3 separate regions of the Mus musculus genome follow, and all the other regions are linked to region 2. Evidence: chromatin loops called from intact Hi-C (ENCODE). Cell type or tissue: heart. All regions are shown on one strand.

Region 1 (8,000 bases), 60 kb before region 2:
AGATTATAGATCTATACAACCTTGCCTGGCTTCTGGTCGTCTCGATCTTGGCCATCCAGGCATCCAAAAGCATTCAGATTTCTGTTGCTTACAAGCTGCCTGGTTATGACTGTTCCTTGTAAGAGGACAGTAAGACTGAAGCAACCTATCATCAGTTTGAATCAAAGTCAGCAAGAAAACAAGCGACCTGGAGGAGTGCTTTCCCTCTAAAACGGAATCTCGGCATAAGCTTGCCCAAGGCAGCTGCAGAACATGAAGAGCTGTGCCTTGCATGCATGTGTGTGCACATCAGCACAGGTGCGCGAGTCAGACACACACCTACACACCCACACACCAATGTCTGAATGAATAAATATGTAGCAAGAACACAACCTCATCTTTCAGCCCTGATCTCAACCCTAAAGAGATGAGAGCTGGTCACCACCATACCCCAGGCCGGTCCTCAACAGACTGGATCTATGCAGAAGGAATAAACAGAGACGGGATGTCCTACTGGAACCACCTATCTCAGGCTGTTTCAGTCATTCCTTTCATTGGCCCACTACTCCACTCATAAGCCTCACAATTTCTATCTTAACACATTTCTCCTCCAATCTTTCTGCTGGGCTAAGAAGTTAAGAGCCGCCACCCAGGAGCACACCTAATTCACTTAAGTATTCAAGACTTCCATGTTTCTTCTACTGTCAGAAGTGCACCGACCCCTTTAGGGGAGGCCTGGTGCCCTGTCACACAATTCATCAGCACGTAAGATCTGTCCCAGAAGTGGACTGGTGTGGGTCTCAGTGTCTTTACCTCTGAACTAGCCATTTTTCCTGGTCCCCAACTAAACTGTACTCTTGGGGACAAGTGTTCTTTCCTCTGTACCAGACCTTACAGGAACTCTGTAAGGACCAAGGTAGCACGGATACCCAGCTCTGGAATCTAAGCATGGCACTACTCTGAGTGCAAAGCAGTGTTCCTCTTTGACTCTAAAGGCTTTGACTTGTGGAGCCATGAGGAAAAAGGTAACAAACCCAGAAGCCAAAGGAGAAAAACAAAACACCACTGAGACAAAGATGAAAAGACCTAGGATGTGTCAAGGATGCAGCACACAGAAGACAGCAGCTAGTTAGTAGGAGTGAAAAGTTGATAGGATGAATAAGAAGTCAGCCGGCCACAGGCATGGGCGGGACAACTACCATGGTAATGAAGAACCAACAGGAAGGGTGTAAATTATAAACCACAACCTAGGTCTCTTTTACCACCCAAAGAGCAGCCTTCTGGAACCTCCTTGGCAAATTGAGAGGTCCTCTGAGCCTGACATCACAGATCACTGTAAGTAACAAGAAGTATTACAAGCAATCCAGTGGGAATGTTGAAGTCACTCCAATGACCAGGATCTGCCTGTTGTTTCCAAGCTATAGGAGATGAGTCAACACGTCTGAATGTCTCTCCTGGAAAGACCTTAGTGCTTCTAGTCCCTAGATGTCAACAGCCCTGACCAAGGCCTCACAATGCTGCCATGCATCAAAAACAGAAACACGGGGATGGGGAGACTCTTCAGTGGGTAAAGTTCTTGCCACGTAAGTGGGAGGATTGGCGATCAGACCCTAGCACACCCATGGGCTAACCTGTAACTAACTCCAAGCTTGAAAGGGGAAGACAGGGGATTCACAAAGCAAGCTGGCTAGTTATAGCCAAGTGAAAGGCTCTACACTTCTGTATATTGTATATAAGGTGGAGAGCAACTGAGGAAGACACCCAGTTAAGCACCAGCCTCCATATGCAAATGCTCTCCTCTCCACAGGAGAGTGATAACCATATTCAGAATCCCGGCCTCACAGCACTGTACTGTGTAAGCTAGCTACCTCCAAATGCTTGATGGAAGGGGACAGCAGAGGCCCTTCTGAGTCCTCTAACCTCCTCCCAGAGCCCAGTCATCAGAAGCTAATGGTAAAATGCTAGACTAAACCTCTCCACTCTCCTACCCCAAACTTGTCTTCTGCTCTAGCCAGGGCCATCACATAGTTCTGTGGGCTTATATAAAGACAGACCAGCCTTACTCCAGCTTCCCTCTCAACCAAGCAGCAATGTGAATCACAGCTCCCATAGGGAAGCTATTTACGCCTCAAAACAAGCTGAAACCTACAAGGATTATTTCAGCACCAGGTAATATGATGTAAAATACTTTTTTACTTTAACAGATCTGATCTGCCTCTGACAGATTTTTCCCATCAGAATTAAATGTGCATGTGCACACACACACTCACACACACACACACACACACACACACACACACACAAACAAGCGCGCACTTGCGCGCATGCTTGTCCACAAAAGGATGCAAAAGGAAAACAAACACTAACAGGAAACTGCTTCTAGACATCAGGCGACTCAGAAGAATATGAAGTTGAAAGAAAAATTCTAAATCAGAGTAACAAAGCCCAAATTTTCCCTGAAAGATGACCAACTACAGTGACAGCTACACCTTACAAGAACAATCTGACTGACCTCGAAAGAACGTGAACCCCACACAAGTCAGAGCCACAGGCAGACACAGCCCCAGTACCTGATCAACCCAGGAATGAGCAACTAGGGAACAAATGAGTTATTCCACACAGGCCAACTCCCCTAGTAAAACCCCCAACACACAGTAGGCTCTTCATAATGCTCAACCAAAGAAAGCACTCCTGGAATCTAGCTGCTTCGGGGAAGCTCACAGTGAGGGGAACGGAGATCAGGCTCGTCCGCTGCTGGCTCAAGCTCAACTAGCCAATTCTGGAGACTGGGGCCCCAGGGACCAAATAGTTTCAGGACTGAGCACCCCAAATCTATCACAAATCAAAGAAGACTTGCTACAGACCAGTTACCATGCTGGTGTTAGGAAAGAGGACAGAAGTGGGGCCAAGGGGCTGTTCTTTTGAATAGAACATCTGGGGAAAACACCAGGGAGAGAGGACTTGGCTGACACCTACTCTACAAAGAAATCTTGATCAGGACCTGAATTCTCCTCTGAATGTTCTCACCAGAACATTCTATGCTGCTGGGTGACTTCTGGGGGGAGAGGTATTTAAAGACATAGAAACGGGAGGAAAAGCAATGACAATGACCACAATTAGCAATGCACTTCTTAAGAGATCCCCAGACATCGATATGTGGAGTTTATAAATGTTCAATCATTTATTCCTTGTAAGACCCCTTTTCTTTCATTTTAGGGGCTGAGTGTGGAGTGAGCCTTGTTCGCACCAGGTAAGTGCTTTGCCATACGTTATACCTGCGGCCCTAACTCCTCACACTCTATCCATCCTCCTGCCTCCACTTACCAAAGCACTGGAACCAAAGGCCTGGGGCAAATCACCTGGTTTATGTGGTGCTGGACTCGAACCCAGGACTCCACGCATGCTAGGTAAGCACTCTACGCTGAGCGTCAGCTTCAGCCCTGCTTGCTTAGTTCTACAAGCCTATGAGGCAGAAGGAAGAAAACTGCGGCAGAGAAGAGGAGCGCGGTCATCCTCCCAAGGTAGCCGAGCCGACACATAGGTGGGCTTGAGCCCAGGCAGCTGCCAGTGAGGGGATGAGGTTTGACCGAGACATGAAAACAAGTGATTCCTCTTACACATACCAAAACCACTGCCAGGAAATCCAGAGTCCTCCCATGCGCTAACAAGCCGCAGAGAGAAACAAGAACACCATCTACTGTCACAAATGGGCATACAGGAAGAGCCAGTCTCTGGGAGGAGGAAAATGAACACAGCCTGTCTTCTGTATGCTGGGAGCCGATCAGGTCTCAGCCTTCAGTGGGTGCTAAGGTCACTGTATATGTTCAAGAAGCTTCCGACCTTGAAAAGCCAGGGAGAGGGAGGCGCTGCTGGGGTCTGAGGTGGGAGGGGCACAGGATTTGTTTTGCCTCTGCTTCTTCACATTAGATGGCTTCCCTCTTCACATATAAGCAGTAGGTAGCCAATATTTTCCTCCACCAAAAGTAACTGGCATTCATGACATGTTTATGAAGAAGGGAGAGAAGGAATGTAAAATGTCAAAACCACCCAAATTCTACCGTATGAAGATAAGCACACTAGTCACCAGGCAAGAGCATCTCTCTGAGTTCAAGGCCAGCCTGGTTCCAGGCCAGCATGGAACATAGTAAGAATCTGTCTAATACGGCGCACGCCTTTAATCCCAGCACTTGGGAGGCAGAGGCAGTTGGATTTCTGAGTTCGAGGCCAGCCTGGTTTACAGGGTGCTGGGAAGGGACCCTGGGTCTAAGAGGTGTTCTTAAATGTTATGCCATCTTTCCAACCCTAACTTCTTGGTTTATTTAAAAGAACAACGAGCTAGGTATAGTGGACAACACCTTCAATCCCAGCACTGAGGAGGCAGAGGCAGGTGCATCTCTGAAGGTTCCAGGCCAACCTGATCTATAGAGTTCTAGGACAGCCAGAAAGTTACACAAAGAAACTGTCTCAAAACCCCAAAAGAACCAACAATTAATTAGTAGGTAGGAGATACTGGTTTCTACATCTGCTTGAAGTTCTAAGTGATTAACTTCCCAGTGACAGCACATTACCTTCTTCCAGCTTGCCTAGCAAGTACTAGACTGACCCAGTCCGCTGGTCAGTCAACAGGGTCTGCAAGAGAGTGGGGACTGAGGGGCAAGAGACTCAAAGAATAGAAACAAAACAGGCTATCAAGGATCAAGTCTCATGTCTCGAGTCTTGTTTATTGAAAGGCAAGTATGGGTATATATGCACTCGCTGGGGAGTGCAGCTGGAGACACTTAACCACAGGTCCAGGATGTATAGGAGAAAAGCAAGATGTTATCAGAGTGTGGTGGGCATCTTGCAAGAACATCATGCTAGGAAAACAAGTCTCTCATCAGGGTGGAAAAGTACCACCTGTAAGTAAATAGCCTGAGATGGCTGCAGAGATGAGAGCCGCTTTCTGCTAGGAGTCCGCTCCCAACACTAGCCTAGACCCAGAGAGGGAGGATCCTTGTGCACAGCAGCGGTCTCATCTCACTAGACTTAGCTCTTTGACGTGCTAGTCAAATACCCATACACATAAGTACAAGTCAGGCCCAGCACAGGCCTAAAGCAGGACAGAGGTGGCTCACCACTGTGTAGCCAGCATCTATGTCCAGATAAGGCCTGAGACAGGGTAGGGGAAGCTGCTGTTTCTTCTGCAAAGTGCCAAGCAGGAATATGGGCTTATTTATGTCCAGGAGCCAGAGTACTTGCAAAACACTCATTTTTATCCGCTAATGACACAGGTATTCACAGCACATGGGGCCAGTGACCCCCAAAAGGCTAGGGTGGCAGTGTCGTTATGCCCTGTTCCTCAGGGGCAGCATGTGCTCCCCAACTTTAGCAGGCCTCACAGACCAGCCCTCATCCCAAACCCAGCACACATACTCAGACCTTGAATGGTGCCCAGCACTTGGAAGCTGAGGGAACCAAACACCAGGTAGCCCCTGTCAAGTTTCTCCAGCCTCAGTCTGGGTCCTTCACCTTCAACTGTTAAATACTCACTGGCCTGAAAGTATCTTGGCTATGTACTTCCACCTGTGGTTTCCGGCCTATCGGGAAAGCAGCAGACAGCATTAGTAAGGAAGAGAATTACCGCTGAAGACCACTAAAGCCTAAATGTTCTTTCTAATCCCGCCTGCTGCCCGGGAGACCATTTTACCACCTCTAAGTACATGGGACAGCCACTGACTGTGACAAATCCTATTTTGAGCAGACTTTCCACATTAAAAAGCACAAAGGTTAAAGATGGTTTCGAGATATATTGCCATCCCAGGCACATTTTAAAAACTCAAGAGTCAAATACCAAAGCAGGAGAGATTGTTTACCACATTTAGGTTTATGCATGGTCTTCCCAGTCACTCAGGCTGCCCTGCCCTGCCCCCACAACTCCCCCTTCTCCCCCCCACACACAGCTGGGTGGGAATTCACTGACCTAATATCATTGGACAGATAATTCCTTGCCTTGGGGAAAGACTGGCAAAGCCCATGGCATCTGCCGTTTCCAATCTATGCTTGGGAACACTAACTAGGAGCTTGTGCCAAGAAGGGAGGAGGAGGGGTAAGTAGCACAAATGCCTGCGACAGTGGCTGTATGTGAAAACTTAAAAAAAAAAAGAAAAAAGAAAAAAAATTCCGCCCCCAGCCTTGTGGGGAGTCACTGCTTTGCAGTAGGAAAGCCCGGCATTTGATTCGTCTAAATCATCTCCAAGCCTGCGTTAGAGAAAATAATTGAATTAAAGAGTTGCCATAACTCATTCAACTGAGATAAAACCCAGCCAGTGGGAAGCAAGAGGGCCACGCAAAGGCATATCTGCAAAGATTCACCATCTTCTCGAGATAGTAAAGGGGGTGGGGGGAGCAATATAATATGGTTCAAAGGACAGATGGGACTTTCCTAATTGTCCCCAGATTCCTAACAGCAGGGGTGGTAACTAAGCGGTTTCAATTAAAAGTTAAAGAAACAGGGGAAGCAGGCAGTTAAGTTATGCCTGCTGCCGATAAGGCTCTCCCCAGTCTGAGGGATGCGGCATCCTGACTTCAGACAGCCAAGTGTCAATGGCACATGAGCGGCGAAGCCATCCCAACATGTCACCATGACAAGGTGATAAATAAATCTGTCTGTCAAAGGCACTGCCATGAGCAGTCATGTGAGTAAGAAGCCAGGCACCAGGCAGGAGGGCGGCAATGTCAGAGGCAAGGCCTCTGTGTAAGTGTGCCTTCCTCCCTCATAGGGCCCTGCCTCTGCCAATGCCTCTGCCTCTGCCTCTGCCTCTGCCTCTGCCTCTGCCATGGAGGCTCAAAGAAGGGAGTGTGGGGGCTCTGGGACAGTCAGAGAGGATACAGCACTGCTCCACCCTGTGGAAGGCCGAAAGCTGACTGCTGGGCCACAAAGGGGCTCCACTGTGGAGTGGACTGCAAGAAGCTTAAGCAGAATAGGAAAATGGGCCCACAATACATTCCTTAAACCACGGTTGCTTGAGCGAGAGCTTGTCCTACTCAGGGAACCTAAGGCAGTGTCTATAAATGACTGTCTGCCTGCTTGGAGACTCCCATGCTTGAACAGTGTCCACAACAGGCTCATAATGACATCCTATCTGCCCCAAAATGTCAGTCAGTGAGGCCAAAGTCGAGAAAGGTTACCTTAAAAGAATCATGAAATTTCTAAGGAACCAGAAACTAGAAGCTAGATGGTGCTGATTACAGCCAAGTTAATTTTCCACCGATGTGGGATACCAGAGACTTGCTACCTTGAAGGCACCTGATGAAAGGGGGCACATGGCAGGAACATTGGGTCATCCTCTGCTACATCATGAATTTGGGACCAGCCTGGGATACATGAGACCCTGTCTCAAAAGAAAAAAAAAAATGAAGGAGGAAGAAGAGGGAGAACCAACAGCTTCAGGCACACATGCTGTGACTGAAGCCTACACAGGCACAAACACGCACATACACAATTATTAAAGAAAATATGTCTTCCCGATGAGACCAAACCATGTTTGGTCCACGAGCCCAATATAGACCAATCACTAGCAGACAAGCTAGATATTTAAATTCATGGCTAACAACAGCCAATCAAGTCTAAAAGTAAGTTCTCTGTGCTCAGAAGAGAGGTGGCGGGTGGCCTGCGGTCACTGACAGGTTGAGTTACAGAGACGGGCTCCTCTTGACAGATTCTTGCATAAGACAGTCAATCTCACATGTGTAGAGACTGAGAAAAGGGCAGACGAAGGTAGGAAATACCAACATCACCGCAGCAAGAAGGCAAGAAGCACGTCCTGGATACTTGTTTAGTGAAATTAACTAGCGGTTTAATGCACGCATGCATGAGGATGGGGGGGGGGTTGTCTGATATTCAAGAGTGCCCCGATTTCTTCAGAGAAATTAACATTTCAATCCTGTTTTTATCTAGAAGTCATTAAACTGTGCAACATGAATTATTGGAAGTGTAGCGGCGAATTAACTCTATTCATCAGCGAAGTCCAAACACTTTAGAG
Region 2 (8,000 bases):
GATTAAACTGGTTTCATTAAAGGCAAGTACATTCACGGCTAACATTCAACTTCAATGGCGACTTTAAGCATATTTTGCAAGAGGGAGGACCTGCTTCTAGCTTGAAACCTACCAGCTCATTAACTTTTCTTTGGGGGGCTATAAAAAGGGCACTGGGGGTTTTTCCAGGAGTGTGTCAGAGCCAGACAAAAGGATATTCAATGTTCCAACTTTAAGATACAGTTGTTATTTGGAACACTAAAAAGGAAACCTTGTTTTCACGTTAAAGTTGCTGGGGCTGAAAATGTTGAATTGGCATTTAAAATATTACTCTGTAATTGCTATTAAGAAGTACTCTTTGAGATGAAGTAATTATAAAAACAAGATCCTTTTAAAGTCCCATTACTAAAGATATGAAAGATTTATTTAAAAAAAAAAATGCTTCAAACCAGAATTGTCCTAAGTAGATGGGAACTAGTTCTTTGAGAATCTATCTAGAGGCAAACGGCAGCCCCAGGAGCCGAACGCGAGGTAATTTTAAAACTGTCTTTGAACTCAGCACGAGGAGAGAAGGCCGTATCTCCTTCAAAAAGAGATCCCACCGTTGATGCATCCCGTCAAAGTTAGAAAGCAGAACTACTTTTGTAATCCCTCTACCCCAATACAATGTTCCCTCAAAAAAATCACCCATCTCAGATAAAAATATACATGTCCCAAAAAACTGCAAATAAAGGCCTTTGGACTTCAACTTTCCAATGCATAGAGTTCTATTACCACTCGCATCTAAGGACTCTCAAAAGTTCCCTAGTTTTTTTTTTGTTGTTTTTTTTTTTTTTAAAGAAAATAGGGCAAATATCCAGGAAGGTCTATTTGCCCGAGGTTGGGAGCCTGGCGTGGCGACGTAGGCCATTGCCAGCAGCCTCCAAGCACGCAGAGATTTCATAAGATATTCCCTGCGGTCCCCTACAAAATCCCAAACCTGAGTCCCCTAAAGCCAACCGCTGCTTGGGCCGCATCTAAGAAAAGTAGGGGGTGGGGGCTGGGCAAGGGTACCACACACACGCGCGCACACGCACTCTCCGTGTCGGCGACTATAGTCGCCGGCGTTAAGCAAGCCACCGGAGGGAGTGTGTGCGCGCGAGGGTTTGCCCGCGGTGACCGCGCCGAGCTCTCGGGCCCGCGGCCTCCTAGCCCCTGGGCGCAGCGTGGGCTGCAGGCGACCGGCCACGCCGCGGGGCCTCCCGCAAAAGCAAGGCCTGGGCGCACCGGCACTCCCGCGCTGCCCGGCCTCAGTCGCCCAAGGCAGAGGGAAGGGCGCGAGCCGGAGAAGAAAGGCTCTTCCCGCCGGTCGATCCGGCTCCGCGAAACACCCCAGGCGCAAGGAGGCGACTGCGGCGGCCGGACCGTCCCCGCGCCACGCTAGATCCCCGGTGCCCACGGCGCTCCCAGCCAGCCCCTTTTACGAAACTTTCTTTTTTGCTTCGCCCCACCCGAAAAGTGCGGTCCCGGCGAGGACGCCGAGGACAGCGGGCGGAGGGCGAGGAGGAAGTGGTGCCCGCGGGAGCGCGGCTGGGCAGAGGAAATGCCCGCGCCGCCCGCCCCCGCCCTTGCAGCCCGCCCCGGCCCCCCGCCCCGCCGCGACTTTGGCGGGCCGAGCCCCGCGCGCCACTGGCGGCGGCGGCGGCAGATGTGGCCCCGGCTGCCCCAAGGAGCCAACAATGCCGGGCCGGCAAAACAAAAGGGATTCGCTTCGCGTCTTTCCCGGCCTCTCACTTACACTCTGGGAGAACCGCGCGGGATCCCGGGCCGATAGGGGCCGCGCCCCCAGGGGCCCCGAGCCACGCGCGCCCCGACTTGTCCCCGCCGACCCCGGTGTCTACTCCCCCCTGCCCGCCCGCCTCCCAGGCGCAAGGCCTGCCGCACCCCGTCATGCTCGGACTCCTGATCCCCAGGGATCTGGCCGTATTGTCCCCGCGGCGCGCAGCGCGCTCGTCCGAGATCGCCAGCGGCCCCCGCGCGCGCACCCACCGGGCTCCAGGAGCAAGCCCGGGGCGCCTAGGAAACCGTCGCCAGACGCCGCCGCCGCTGCCCTCCGGACGCCGCTGCGCGCCGGGTTTTTCTTTCCTTTTTTTTTTTTTTTCCCCAATCCTGATGGGAAGGAAGGTGACCGCCTACTTCGCATTCATCAACTCTCATCACAACAACAAAAATCCTGGAGCAAAGGGCGGCCAGCAAGCGCAATCGGTGGCGAGGGGCGGAGGACGAGAACCCCCCGGCAGAGGTCCACCTCCGGGCGTAGTGTGTGGACACAGGGCTGGGGGCGCTGACCAAAGATGTCCTCGGATGCCGGCCCGGTGTCCTTCGCCCTCCTCCTTCTCCCGGAGTGGCGCAGTGAGGCGCGGGCACGGCGCCCCAGCCAGCGGCCGCAGGTGAGGCGGGGGCGGCGACAGCCCCAGCCCTCCCCGGGTACCCCCGCCCTTACCTCGTCCTGGGTCGCCGGCGTCCAAGGAGAAGGGCGCCCACCCGGGAGGCGGCGGCGGTAGCGGTGGCTCCCGCCCCTCCCACCCCACCCGGCGGCGGCGGCGGTGGTGGTGGTGGCGCTGGTGGTGCGGCCCCCCCTCTCAGCGCGGCATGGCTCCCAGCTCGGTCTCTTGCTCCTCCGGCCGCAGCTGGCTCCTCTGGGCCGCTCCCGAGCCACCTTAAAATGACACACGCACACAGAGACACACACACAAAAACTTAATCTCTCCAGCTCCGCGCCCCACCCCCTCCCGCCCTCCCCTCCCTTCCTTTGCCTTCCCTTCCCTCCCTTCCTTCCCTTCCTCCTCCTCCCGTCGCCGCCGAGCCTCTTCCTACTTCCCCACCCACCCCACCCCCTTCCCCCGCCCACCGGCTCCCGATCCAGTCCCCCCCCCCCTCGTCCTGGCCGCGCGCCTTCTTGCCAGCCCCGCGGCCTGGCGGGGGCTGCGTTGGGGGTCCCTGGCCCGCGCCTCTCTCACCCCCCGAGAGGATGCTGGCTGTAACTTGGATCCGGGGAGGGAAGGTCCTGGAAGCCGAGCGCCTCCCGGCTATTTGCTCTTCTTTATTTGTTTTCTCCTCCCGGGAAGGAGGAGGAAAGCGCAGAGAAAAAGGAAAGGGAAGGACGGAAGCGGCGCGGGCCGCTGCTCCGGTGCCCTCCGGCTGCGCAGGAGCGAGGCGGGAGGCGAGGTGAGGGTCCCCTCGCACACTCGTTTTCTTTTTCTTTTTTTTTTTTTTTCTTCAAAGGCGGGGTCTCTCTTTGCAAACCAATGACACAACCCCACATGGTCCGGTCTCGCCCCTACAGATACTTCTCACTACAAATCGGCTCTCTCCGGGGATTAGCAGCTACACGAAAGTGCATACTGGCGCTGCGGGCAGCCGAGGGGGCCGGGCAAGGCAGACACTCCCCGGCCCAGCCCCGCGCCTCCCTTGAGACTCTGGGGACGCGCAGGGGTCCCGCAGCCGGTGGGGTGACTTCACCCTCCTTCCTTCTCCTCCCCTTCCACGTGGGGCACGCCACGTGGGGAGACGCGAGCTCTAGCGGGCCTCGGCACGGTCCCCGGGGTAGCCCCGGCTCGATAAGGCCCCCACCACGCCCGCTCAGCCGACCTGCACTCTACTCGGCCCCGAGGCTCCAACTTCCTCCAGGGCCCCGCGCAGGCCACGGGTGCCGTCCCAGGCTCGTGAGGTCAGGCGCGGGCCGGCCACAGGGGGCACTTGCGCTCCCAGATCCCAGATCCGGGAGAGCGAGCCAGGGAGGTAGCGCTGGCTGCGGGGCGCGCGGAGACTGGTCTATGTGCTGGAACTTGCCACGATGTGTTCGCTACGAGAAGCCAACTGTTTTTACACATTTAGAAATGTCTTTCTGTTGTCTGGATGTCGCTGGGGCTATTTTGAAAGCCTTGCCTCGGTCAGGTCACCAGGCTCTCTAGAGGCCTTGCGGGCCCGGGGGTCGTGCGTGCGGTGCCTTTTCGTGATCACGAGTCCACAAGTGTCTAGGAGCATTACGACTAGAATCAGGACTCTTAACGACGATGGGACACAGCGGCAGCGCGAGACTAGTTAGCATCTGGGCTGGGTTCCTTGGCCATGACCCGCGACACTGGAGCGCTGTCCCCGGAAGGGAGCCGTTTCCCTGTACTCAGGGACCCAGGATTACCAGACTTTAAGCGCGCGTCTTCTAAGGACCCCTGTGGCGCTGAACAGAGCCCTTGGATGCAATTGTTTTTTTTTAAAAAATCTTTAGGGTGCTAGCGACTGGATTGAGATGTTGGGCTAGCGACTGGATTGAGAGGGGGTGTCCAAGGTCACAACTTTGAAGACCACAGGGACCGCCATTCAGAGAGCCACGTAGAGTGTGGTATGGGTGGCTTCCTCCCGCCCTTCGCGACCAGAGGCATTTATAGAAGAGGTGGGCCTCTGCTCTGGAGGCCTCCGAGCCCCTGAACCCATCGCTGTGCGTTCTGGAGAGCGCAGCCTTTCTCGGGCTCTATCTCGGCCTGTTTGCTAAACTGCTCACCAGATGACGGCCGTGAGACTGGCACTGTTAAGGTTTCTATGTTTTATAGTCAAACTATTCTGAATGGCAAGACGGGAACGGTCCCTCTCCAACACATCACATCCCCCAATAGGCCTGGGGCTGCCCTTGAATGTTCTGTGAACGAATCACAGGTGTGCACCCGCCTCTGACCCAGTTGTCTCTATCTTCCAGGGCTTTGTGTTCTCATAGATTCTTCCTCTTAAGAGTTTGCCTCTCCCCAGCAGCTTCATTCCAAGGTCACAGGGCCCGGGAATTGCTTGCAAACCGATCTTGTCCATACCCGGGCTTCTGTATCACCAATGCCAGCTTCCTGGCCCTCCCTAACTATGGTAATTCCTGAATTTTTATGTTTCTCAGATCTCTGCCCTTCGTGGTCCTCTATTCTCACCAAGAAGCCACAGTCAGCTGGCTTTCTGTCTTTCCTGTTACTTCTTCAGCTTTCCTGCAGTCTGATTTTGAATTCCACTTTAGAAAAATACTACCGTGGGCCCTGCAGGATGCCTCAGCCTGCAAAGTTGCTACCTAGCCAGAGGAGCTGAGTTCAATCCTCAAAGGCTAGGGAAAGATGGAAGAAAAGAGTAGACTAAGTTGTCTCAGACCCCTGCACATGTACCAGATATCACAATAAGAAAACACTACCCCCTTTCTTATGAACTCAGAACTAAAAATCATTTCTAACTTCAGCCTGACCACCTGCATTTTAAAATATGGAGTCCAGGCTGGGGGGGGGGGGGGGGGGCGTAGCACAGCGGGTAGAACACTTGACTGGTATATATGTGGTTCTTGGCTCATCTCTTGCTCCTGAAGTCAGGGGAATCTGGCAATCACCCAGATAAGGTTGCACTGCTAATACTTTGGGGCTGGCAAGATTGCTCAGTGGGTAAAGCCCTTGGTCCCAAGCTTGAGAACCCAGAAAGAGCAAACTGACTTCCTCAGGCTGTCTTCTCAGCTCCATACATGTACCATGCAATGCATGCCAACCCCACAAGATAAAAACAAGTGTACTAACATGTTTAAGAAACTAACTCTAGCTACCATCAACATGTGACTCTAGCCATTTCTCAAAAGATGTCAAACATAAACAACAAGACCAGAAATAAAAACCCAGGGCTGGAAAGATGGCTAAGCAGTTAAGAGCATTGGCGGCTCTTCCAGAGGCACTGATTTCAGTTCCCAGTAACCACACCCACCTTAACTCCGGCTCTAAGGGGTCTGATACCCTCTTCTGATCTCCAAGTGTTCCCCCTTCACCCCCAAGTGCACACATACACACACACTCAAATGAAAATCTTTAAAATTCAAAAACGTAACCAGACTCCAATAGATGCTTCTCTGAGGATGATGTACAAACAGCCACTGAGCAGACAGACTCACTCAATGCTCAGCCCCAGTCAGCAGGGAAATACAAATGAGGACCACAGTAAGATACCACTTCTTGTCCATTGGGATGGCTGTCATCAACAAAAGAGAAAATGGAGAAATGGGAGCCTTTGTGAGGGCTGATGGGGAAGTAAATGGTGCCGCCACAGTGGGAAATGGCCTGGCAGCGCCTCGGAAAGTTAAACATAGAATTGCTGTATGGTCCAACAATTTCATTTCTGACTATGTGCCCAAAAGAACTGGAGGCAGAGGCTTAAATGGATATAAGTATACTCACAATCATAGCAAAACTATTCCCGACAATCAGTAGGTCAAGTCTGAGTGACAGATGAATAAATGAAATGCAGATGGACTATTATTTGGCCTTTAAAAAGGAATGAAGAACCAGGTGTGGTGGCACAAACCTTTACACACAGCACTTGGTGAACAGAGGCAGGTGCAACTCAGTTCAAGGCCAGCCTGGTCTATATAATGAGTTCCAGGTCAGCCAGGGATACTTAAGTCTCAAAACAAACCAGGAAATGGAGGGCTAAGGAGATTGCTCAGTGGGCAAGAACACTTGCTGCACAAACATGAGGACCTGAGTTCAGATCCAAACATCCAGGTAAAACGGCACAGCTGCCCAGGTCAGTAGCCCCAACAGTGGAATGGCACATAATAGGGGAAGAGTCAAGACAGTCACTAACGCTTGACTGCCATCCCGTCTAGGTGAAAAAATGCCCCCAGTTCAATAAAAGATCCTGACTCAAGCAGAAAGTGACACAGCAGAACACCCACATTCTCTTTTGGTCTATGCCGTAGCATGGGTCTACACATACATGCATGCACACCACTGAAAAGAGATGAACTGTTGAGCTGTCATATCAATGAACATGGAAAAAAAGGCTGATGAAACGAACATGACACAAAAGAGCAAATAACTTATAACTCCATTTACAAGTGATCAGCAAATAGGCAAAACCATAAGAAGCACTGCGGGGGTGACTGGGGACTAAAGGGGGGCACATGGGCATTCTTTTTCAGCATACATACTGTGGCATGAATATGCACACATACAAATTATAGGTGTTTTTTTTTTTTAATATATATAAGATAGAAAAAACAAAGACAGATGTGGTGGTTCATATGCACAATTCTACCTGGGGCAGGATTGCCGTGATTTCTGGTTGATGCTGAGCTGCAAGTGAGATGACCATGAAATGAAAGGAAGGCAGTGGGGAGGCAAAGTTGAGTACAGAGGGGTGGTTCCTGAGGCTTGATTTCTGCACACTGGCAAGGCTGTGATGAGAAAACCAGAGGTAAATTCTCATCCTCTGGGAATAAACATTCCATGTGTGCTTTTATATTCAAGAAGAAGTAGTAACTGAGTCCCAAAAGTTACAGCAAACTTTTTTTTTGTTTGTTTTTCGAGACAGGGTTTCTCTGTGTAGCCCTGGCTGTCCTGGAACTCACTCTGTAGACCAGGCTGGCCTCGAACTCAGAAATCCACCTGCCTCTGCCTCCCTCCCGAGTGCTGGGATTAAAGGCATGCGCCACCATGCCCCGCCCAGCAGTTTTTTTTTTCCTCATATTTACTTATGATCAGGCTAGGCTTAGTGACTCACAATTGTAAGTCCAGCTCTTAAGAGACTGAAGCAAGAGGACCCCTGCCAGTTCAGGGTCTTGTGTGGAGGAACTTTAATCCAGCAGCATGCCTGCTCTCGCAAGGGATCAGACCTAAAGAGCTTTTAGATCTGTGTGATTTAACTGGCATACAGATATACCTTTAGTCCCAGGAGACAGAGACAAGCAGATCTCTGAGTTCAAGACTAGCCTGATACAGTACACTTTTCAGGTAAAGAAAAGCTTAGGTCCAGGTGGGGTGATACATGTCTTTAATCCCAACACTCAGGAGACAGAAACATGCAGATCTGAGTTCAGTCAGTCAGTTGAGTTCAAATCAGTCAGTTCGGTGCAATTCAGAGTTAAGGAGTCGGGAACTAGTGCAGTTGAGTGCAGGCAGTGGCATTGAGTTTTGATCAGTTCTGTTCAGTCATTTTGAGATCAGTGCAGTGGAGTCAAGTCAGTCAGTTGGGAGACA
Region 3 (8,000 bases), 190 kb before region 2:
TACTGGGATTACAGATGTGAGACAGAACACCCATCGGTAAATAGGTTCTGGGGATGTGAACCCAGGCTGAAAAGCTTTGTGTGGCCAGTGCTTTTACTGCCCACTGAGCCACGCCTCCAGCCCCAGATGAGCTACATTATGTCTGATGCTTCACAAGTAGATTTTGTCTGCTCACAGGAGATTTTGTTTTCCATGCAGTTTGTGGCTGGCATCCAGGAAGGCCACAGGAAAGTACTAGTTTCCCAAAAAGCAGTGTCCTTTGTTATAGGTGCCAACATGCAACAAAAGACTGCTCTGAATTTGACTTCCCTCCACCTTCTCTCCTTTGTTTGCAAAAGTGCTCAGATATACTGAAAACAAAACCTTTCCCAGGCCTCATCCTTCACTGTGGCTGTTCCTCTATTTCCTGCCTTCCTCTCCTGGTCAAAGCGCCTGGACTGGTAGTCTGTAATCACTGCTTCAAAACCCATGCACGGTTTCAGCTTTTGAAACTTGGCATCCGTCCCCATCATCCTACTGAGAACTGTTCTCTATAAGGTCAGTGAAGCTGTTTGTCAAATACACTGACCTTTTCTTTGTTCTGAGTTTCAAAATCTGCATACTCCAATACTATTTGGGAATAATGTACTTGAGGCTCACTACACCTGCACCTTTAAGAATGTTGCACATTTTGCAATGTCCACCTTTCTTTTTCTGTTGGGAGTTTTCTGGAAATTCCACAGTAACTACTCTATAGACCGACACCTCTGCTGTTCATGTCCAGGGTCAGCCTAGTTCCTTGCTCTTAACAAGGCCCTGCTGCACTCTTCTAAATCCTGGATCTGTACACAACTGACCTCACCTTATCTAGTTCTGTCCAGGAGTTCCAATGGTCTTCATAGCACAGTCATGCAGTACTCTGACTTTTGATTCTTTTTGTTGCCCCAGATTCAGGTACTGGCAAACCATAAATGGAAAGGTTCTAAACAAAGGCTTCCTCTAGTGAGTCTCATCACTCACTGCATTCCACTTCTGCCCCTCCTTCCCACTCCTGCTGGATATCTAGGTTTTAGCTCTGTGTCTCTCAATTGTTTTCTGTCCCCATTTCTATAGCTATGTATCACAGACATTCCAGGAAGGTAGTTCTCATATGGCACCTTATCATGCAAAACCCTTTTTGTGACTATTAAAAATATATATTTTAAGTTGGGCATGGTGGTGCATGCCTTTAATCCTAGCACCTGGGAGGCAAAGGCAGGCAGCCTCCTGTGAGTTAAGAGGTCAGCCTGGCCTAAATAGCAAATTCTAGGTCAGTCAGTGATACCCAGAGAGTCAGAATCTCAGTCTCTCTCCCTCCACACACACACACACACACACACACACACACACACACAATTTCTAAGTATGTGTATATGTGTGTGGGCATGTGCATGAGTGCAGGTACTCCTGGAATCCAGAAGGCATAGGATCCTCTGGAGCTGCCTAACATGGGTGCTGGGAACTGGAGTCCAGTCCTCCTGGAGCCACTTCTCCAATCCTTGCTTTCCACTATTATAGAACTAAACAGAAGCCCTAAAATGGCAAACCGGAAAACATGATGGGATTGTATTTTCCACAGGTAGCTCAGGAAACACCTAACAGAAAAGGTAGAACATATGATAACTGCCCCTATACATGACCATGGTGGTTCTAAGAAACATACTAAAAACTTACAGTTGGTGCCTTCAAGTACTTCATTCTTTAAATGTGTGTGCCTGGAAGTGAGCAGCCCACTGGATTTGGTTTTTTTCTTCCACCATGTGACTCTCAGGAACCAAACTTAGGTCATCATGTTTGTGGCATGTTTACCACCAGGGAGAACTCTCAGGCCTCTAAATTAGTTTCTTAACTATGACCAAGTCAGTTGTTCTATTAGTTAGCATGTTAAAATCACTTAATATTTCTAGGTATCGGTGTCCCCATGTGCAGACTTTGGGGGTAGGACTCCATCAGTAGTTTTCAAACCCGGCTGCACTTCAGAGTAGCTGAAGGGTGTTTAAGACTTATCTATGCTCAGATTCTCCTCTTAGGTGGAGCCCATGTTTAAAAAGCCATACTAGTGACTCTAATGTGTTGCCATTGTTGAAAACTAATACATTCTTTTCTTTCTTTTTGTATATGTTCCTATGTGTGTATACAGGCCTGGGGACAAAAGGGCAAATGATACCTTGGGTATGTATCATCCTTCAGGAACATCCACTTTTGTGTTTTAAGGCAGGATCTCTCACTTGTCTGGAGCTAGACTTAACTGGCTGGCTATGGAGCTCAGGGGTTCTCCTGTCTTCTCCTTTGGCACTGTCATTATAAGCATGAACCTGGCTTTCTTACATGGATTCAGGGGACTGAACTCAAAGCACTTTATATACTGATCCATCACCTCAGGTCTGAGAACTACTAGATGCCTCTCAAGAGTCTTTTTGTCTTCAATGCAGTTTTTTTTTTCCTTTGTTCTCCTTTTCAATTATAAGTTGATTTTCACTTTAATTTACTTAGCAATCCCATTTTGTCATTGTGGTTATTTTGACTTAGCCTCTTTCCGTGCTATCATTTTTACCACTAAGATGGTCTTCCTTATCTTTGTGTTTATTTCTTGGTGCAGATTTTTTTTTTACAAGACATTTATTAAATCAAATTTAAAAGCTTCCTCTGAGTCCTATCCCTTTTCTGACTAAAATAAACTACAACTTGGACATCTTACCGTGTGATTGGTGTTTATTTGGAGGCAGCATGCTGTAAAGCTTTGATTCAGGAAGAGGAAGTGCTTAAACAAAGTGTTTCCAAAGGGTCAACTGAACTACTGTTTTTATATAATAGCGTGGGATCCTACCTACAAATGAATTAATTATATCCTTGAGAACGTGTTGTTTTGTGTTGTTGTTTCCATTTAAACTTAATTTATGGATAAGTTCTCAGACCAGGTGGGGGTTGCTGAAGGCCTCTACTCCATAGCAATGGCTATGGAGAGGAAGCACCCCACTGGTTGTGAAAGATGTTGGTGAGGGGAAGTTATACAAAGTACTGTTCTTTTGATGGCCATGGTACAGCTGTCTTATACCATTTTATGCAAATAACTCAAGACACCAAAGACAGCTTCACAAAGTGAATTCCCACTCAAGTTTGGGAAACATCAAACTTCAAGTAACACGGTCATCCTTTTGGATCTGAGGTATCCAAACAATTACTAAATGCCCTCCCAGATTGCTGTTAATGTTCCTTCAAGATACTAATTAATTATTTTTATTTTTAATTATGTGTTTGTGCAAGTGAGTGTGGGTGTTGGTAGAGGCCACAAGAGGGCACTGAACCCCCTGGAGCTGGAGTTACAGGTGACTGTCTTCCACTGAAGTGGCTGCTGGGAGCAGAACTTTGCTTCTCCGAAGTAAGTGCTCTTACACGCTGGCCGTTTCTCCAGACCCCCCATATTACTATCTTTTTAAAAATTACATTTATTTATTTTGTGTGTAGCCCAGAGAACAACTGTGGGAGTTAGTCGTCTTCTTCCACTCTGTAGGTACTGGGGATGGAACTCAGGCTGTCAGGCTTGGCAACTTTACCCAGTGAACTATTTCTACGGCCTTTAACACATTACTTTTAAAGCAGTTTACATTTTGAAAAAGTTTGAAGTAGGGCTAGGTGAAGCTAAGAGTAGTGGTGGCGTAAGTCCAGCACTCCGGAGGTTTAAGAGTTCGGGATCAGTCTCAGCTATTTAGAGGGGTTAGAAATAAATCGGGCTACAAGAGAACCTCGTCTGAAAACAAAATAAAATGCCAAGTAAGCAAGGCTTGTAATCTCAGCGCTCTTGGGGAGGCTGAGGCAGGAATATCGTTTAAGAGTTCCAGGCCAGCCTGAGCCCCAGAATGACAGCCTGGGTCAAATTATTGAAATTTTAAAAACTGTTTTAAACCGCCGAAGGAACGGCCAAGCGGTCTCCCAGTTAGCAAACAGATGCGTGACTCACGCTTGATTCAAAGCGCTGGCGACTCTGCAGCAAAGAGCGGCCGGCGGCCAGGGGAAGAAGGCTCCCACCTCCCAAGTGCATCCTGCACTTAGACTTGAAGACACTCACCCGGGAGGACGCGTCGCGGGACCGCGCGCGCCGTAGCCTCACAATCAGGACGCACGCTGCTGACGTCACGGCCGCGGCCCGCTCCTGCGCCGGGAAAGAGGCGGTCGCCTATTGGCTGCGCCTCCTGAGGCCTCGGGACCAATCACAGGACGGTGAGCAGCGAGGTCCAGTTCCTGACGTTGTGCGGCCGCCGCGGGGTTTATTTAGCTCTAGGGTCCTGACCGCCGCCATTCGGAGTCCTCTGCGCCCGAGGCTGTCCCCAGACCGCTCCGCCCCTGTCCCCGAGCCTCGGCCCCCGCCTCCGCGCAGCCTCTCCGCCCCTCGGGCCGCTGGGAGCCGCGCGCGGGCCCGCGGAGAACATGTCCTGACTGAGGCGGGAGGGCGGAGGCGGCAGCAGCGGGGTGGGCGGCGGCGCCGAGGGAGGCGGAGAGGGGCCGGGCTCGGCTCGTCGCCGCTGGCCGTGCGGGAGTCGCCGCCGCCGCCGCGGCCGCCGGGCGCCGCGCGTCAGACGGGGAGGAGGAGGATCCGCGGCCGCCAGGTAACCGGGCCTGGGTTGGGGGCGCCGCGCCGCAGGCCCCTCGCGGGTCGACCGCGGCCTGACGGGGCGTCGCGGGGAGCAGGCTGCCGAGCCTCCGGGCGGCAGCGTTGCGGGATAGCGCATCGCAGGCCCGGGGTTGTCCGCGGCCGCGCGTCCATCTTGGGCTTCCCAGCGCGGGGACAACCCGGAGGATGAGGGAGAGTGGCCGCCCGGCTTGTTTACCGACCTCAGTTGGCCGCCTTCGTCAGCGGCTGGCGCTGCCCTTCTGCCCGCCTCATTCCGGCAACTGGGATCCCTCCCGAGTCCGAGTGTGTGGGTCTTATTCCCACCTCTTAGTAGGCCATAAACACCCGGATTTGTCGCTCTAAGTTGGTGCTGGTCCCCAAACTTGTGTTTTGGTCCCTTGTCCACTTTCTCTCCCCTCATACGTTGGCCTCCGGTTGCCTAAAGCAAATCAGGGTGAAAGTTGATGTCTGGTGGCCATGGGCAGCTGGAACTCCGCTCCCGGTAACGATCGCTCTGTGCACCTACCTTGTGGGTTTTCTTGTTTTGTTTTGGTTTTCTGCTCTAATTTGGCTGGTCATTGCACAGACAAAAGAGCTGTAATACTTGCTGTTAGCGCCGGGGAGAGGCAGTTTACGTTAAGCAAGAAGTTTGAACCCGCCCATTATCTTGGAGACGCTGGTTTTGAAACCACCTTGCTTAGAATTTTGTATCTCAACCCCTCGATTTCCCCTTTCGGTTACCCACTAAGTCAATTTTTATAAGTTCTTTCCACTGCTTGCAATGTTTGGTCTCTGTATAGTTGACCTGTGATGGTGTTAATAAACGTGATGTACAAATACTTGGAAGTGTTATATAATGAGTGGCTCCTGTACCCCGCAGTCTCTTTCAGTCGACTCCCTACCAACTTTTGCTACATGCATGGTACCTCTGTTGATCAAAAATGGGTGACTTGGCTTATATAGAGAAAACAGGGGAGACCCGAGGATCTTTGTGACAGAGGCCATTAGAAAGTCCACTGAACTATGCTTGGGAAAAGTAAAGCTGGATCCTGTTAAATATTATTTTAATTAAATGAGGTATTTCGAAAGTATATTTGGAAGCCACTCTCTTGATTTGGAGGCTCTTAAAATAGTCTCATTAAATTTTTGTAACTTTTTCATTGGGGGGGGGTTGTGAGAGGTTAAAAGGTAGGGCAGTAATGAGACGTTTTACTTTTTTGGGGGGAGGATGTTATTTGAACGCCATGGGAGGTTTTTTCTGGTTGCTGTTTTAACAACCTTTTGTTAGTGCCGTTGAGCCTTGGGGCATCCATTTATTTACTCTTGAGGTTGTATGAAGAACTTACAACTCATGGTAATATATTTCAAACTAATGGCCTTGATCCATAACTATGTACTAATACGGATTGTGGCATATCACTTTTAAGGTCTGAGGATTAAACCAGGCAAGGTGGTGAATGGTGAATGCTTTTAACCCTAGCACTCAGGTAGCAGAGGCAGGTGGGTCTCTTGAGTTCTAGGCCATACTGGTCTACATAGTGAGTTCCATGACAGGGTTACACTGAGAAAACCTTCCCCCCCCCAACCATAAACAAACAAACAATTAAAGTAAGTCTGAGTATGAACATTAATTCAGATGTACATTGTTTGAGGTAAATTGATTTATGTGTAATTGATTCAGTGAGAGCCATTACATGTAGTTTTATTTATATTGCTTTTATAAAATCAGTTAAAACTTAAATGTAGTTGCAAAAGTAGGATGCTAACTTTTTATATAACTTGGTTTGGTTTTATTTGAGCATTGCTTATGGCTTTCCCCTCTTCCCTAGAAATACCTTCTTGTTTGAACATTTTTTTCTTCCAGTTTGTGGTGGTTTATTTGGAATTTTCATGTCCTCATTATACCTTGGGTATATTTTCTGTATTTAAATACACTAGCACCTCTGAGGCGCAGTGGTGGTGCATACCATTATTCTCAGCACTCAGAAGGATCTCTGAGTTCAAGGCCATTGTGGTTTACAGAGTGAGTTCCAGGACAGCCAGGGCTACACAGAGAAAACTTGATTAAAACAAAACAAAACAAAATGAAAATAAAAACAAACAAAAACCCCCCACAGAACCAAAAAACAAAGTACCCAACACATTCACTTCTTACCACAATAAATAAACCTATAAAAATGAAAAAAAAATTCAAACTCCTTTTGGTGTTTAAATTTCTCAGTAGTTTGGTCTCTCTCTCTCTCTCTCTCTCTCTCTCTCTCTCTTCTTTAATCTTCTTTCTTCTTTCCTAAGTGAAGCTCAGTCCAGCTAAATTTTTGTTTCTGTGAAGTCCCTCCTCTCGGCCTTTATTTATTTTACCCTTTCTTACTGTACATCAAGTTAAGTGCTATCTCCTAAGAACCCCTTTGAGAACTTACCCTGGAGGAACCTGTTTGCTCCTCTGTATGAGACTTTCCACCCTTTGTTGTTATTGTTGTTGTTAGTCTATGGTAGTTTAGATTTCTTTCTATGACTTCTGTTTTCCAACTATATTTTTAAGGCTCCGAGATTTGGTGTTGAAATTTTTTTAAGGCTCTGAGAAATGAGTTTGTATCTATGGAGACAGTATAGTTGGCTCTGAAAATATAGTTTGACAAAGTATTTCTGGCTACAGAGGTATTTCAGGATATACAATTTGTATGTTTTCTACTATTGGAGTTTCTGAGATTTTTGATGATTTATGAGAGAAAATATTTGAAACTATGGTCATACCATAAAAATACTTGGTCAGTTTGTTTACATTTGTTAGTACTGTTTTTTACTAATACAAAATATTGACATTTTTCCATTGGTTGTGCTGTATTATTCAAATGAAAATCTCTGGTTTTTTTTCACTGAGTCTAAGATAGTTACTTGACTTTGGATTTGGTACTAGTGACATGAAAGGTAGCTATTTTGTATTTGTAAATGTCATTGCAAATGACATTTATCATCGTAGGAAGGAGGAATAATCTGTAGCCTATTTGGATTTCTAACCTCAGATGCTGATGGATTGTACAATTGATCAAAAGGCAGATGAGGCAGGGGAGTATGATTTTGTTGCTACCTGTTGGAAGAAAACATAAAACTGGCCTACAGTATTCTTATATACCAAAGATAATACATGTAGTTATGTAGTGGGGATGTGGATACTTAGGCATTTGGAAAATAGGTGTGTGTGTTTCTGTTGTAAGTATGAGTAAGTTTCTTGGCAGTAAATTCTCCTGATAATGTCTCTGCCTTCTGTGAAAACTCACCCTTTTATAGTTTGTCAAAATATTTTTCCCTTCAAAATATTTTGTGTGTATGGGTGTTTTGTCTGCATGTTTGACTGTTTACCACATGCATGTAGTAC

What was found. Peaks named below come from ENCODE experiments on the same cell type or tissue, not always from the same donor. Only the 100,000 strongest peaks of a DNase experiment are listed, where the experiment ranks them.
Region 1: a loop joins it to region 2, with 2.5 times the contacts of the local background. A loop is called at or near these places in 10 of 42 quality-filtered maps.
Region 3: it touches region 2 in a loop (2.4-fold over the local background); 4 of 42 quality-filtered maps call a loop at or near these places.

Annotation. Positions count from the first base shown.
Region 1 is chr7:133,060,953-133,068,952 of GRCm38, forward strand. It overlaps a transcript of Ctbp2 not described here. Among named protein-coding and RNA genes, the nearest start is that of Ctbp2, 50 kb to the left of the region's middle. In heart, a CTCF peak has its summit at 3,680; DNase peaks (open chromatin) are centred at 5,929 and 6,689; H3K27ac peaks cover 1,567 bases.
Region 2 is chr7:133,120,680-133,128,679 of GRCm38, forward strand. Gm35364 reads left to right here and starts at 2,876. Exons shown (of 2, transcript XM_006508433.3): 1 at 2,876-3,186; 2 at 3,305-7,364. The coding sequence starts at 2,990. The coding sequence ends at 3,932. It overlaps 4930483O08Rik (RIKEN cDNA 4930483O08 gene), which reads left to right and starts at 7,572. Exons shown (of 3, transcript NR_046279.1): 1 at 7,572-7,754. It also overlaps a transcript of Ctbp2 not described here. In heart, CTCF peaks have their summits at 1,136, 2,375 and 3,716; DNase peaks (open chromatin) are centred at 1,862, 2,552, 2,762, 3,542 and 1 weaker place; H3K4me3 peaks cover 4,995 bases; H3K27ac peaks cover 5,112 bases.
Region 3 is chr7:132,926,924-132,934,923 of GRCm38, forward strand. It overlaps Zranb1 (zinc finger, RAN-binding domain containing 1), which reads left to right and starts at 4,253. Exons shown (of 10, transcript NM_207302.3): 1 at 4,253-4,622. It overlaps 1500002F19Rik (a long non-coding RNA gene), which reads right to left and starts at 7,087. Exons shown (of 2, transcript XR_003946678.1): 1 at 4,085-7,087. In heart, a CTCF peak has its summit at 3,305 (motif pointing right); DNase peaks (open chromatin) are centred at 4,228 and 4,848; H3K4me3 peaks cover 3,031 bases; H3K27ac peaks cover 2,111 bases.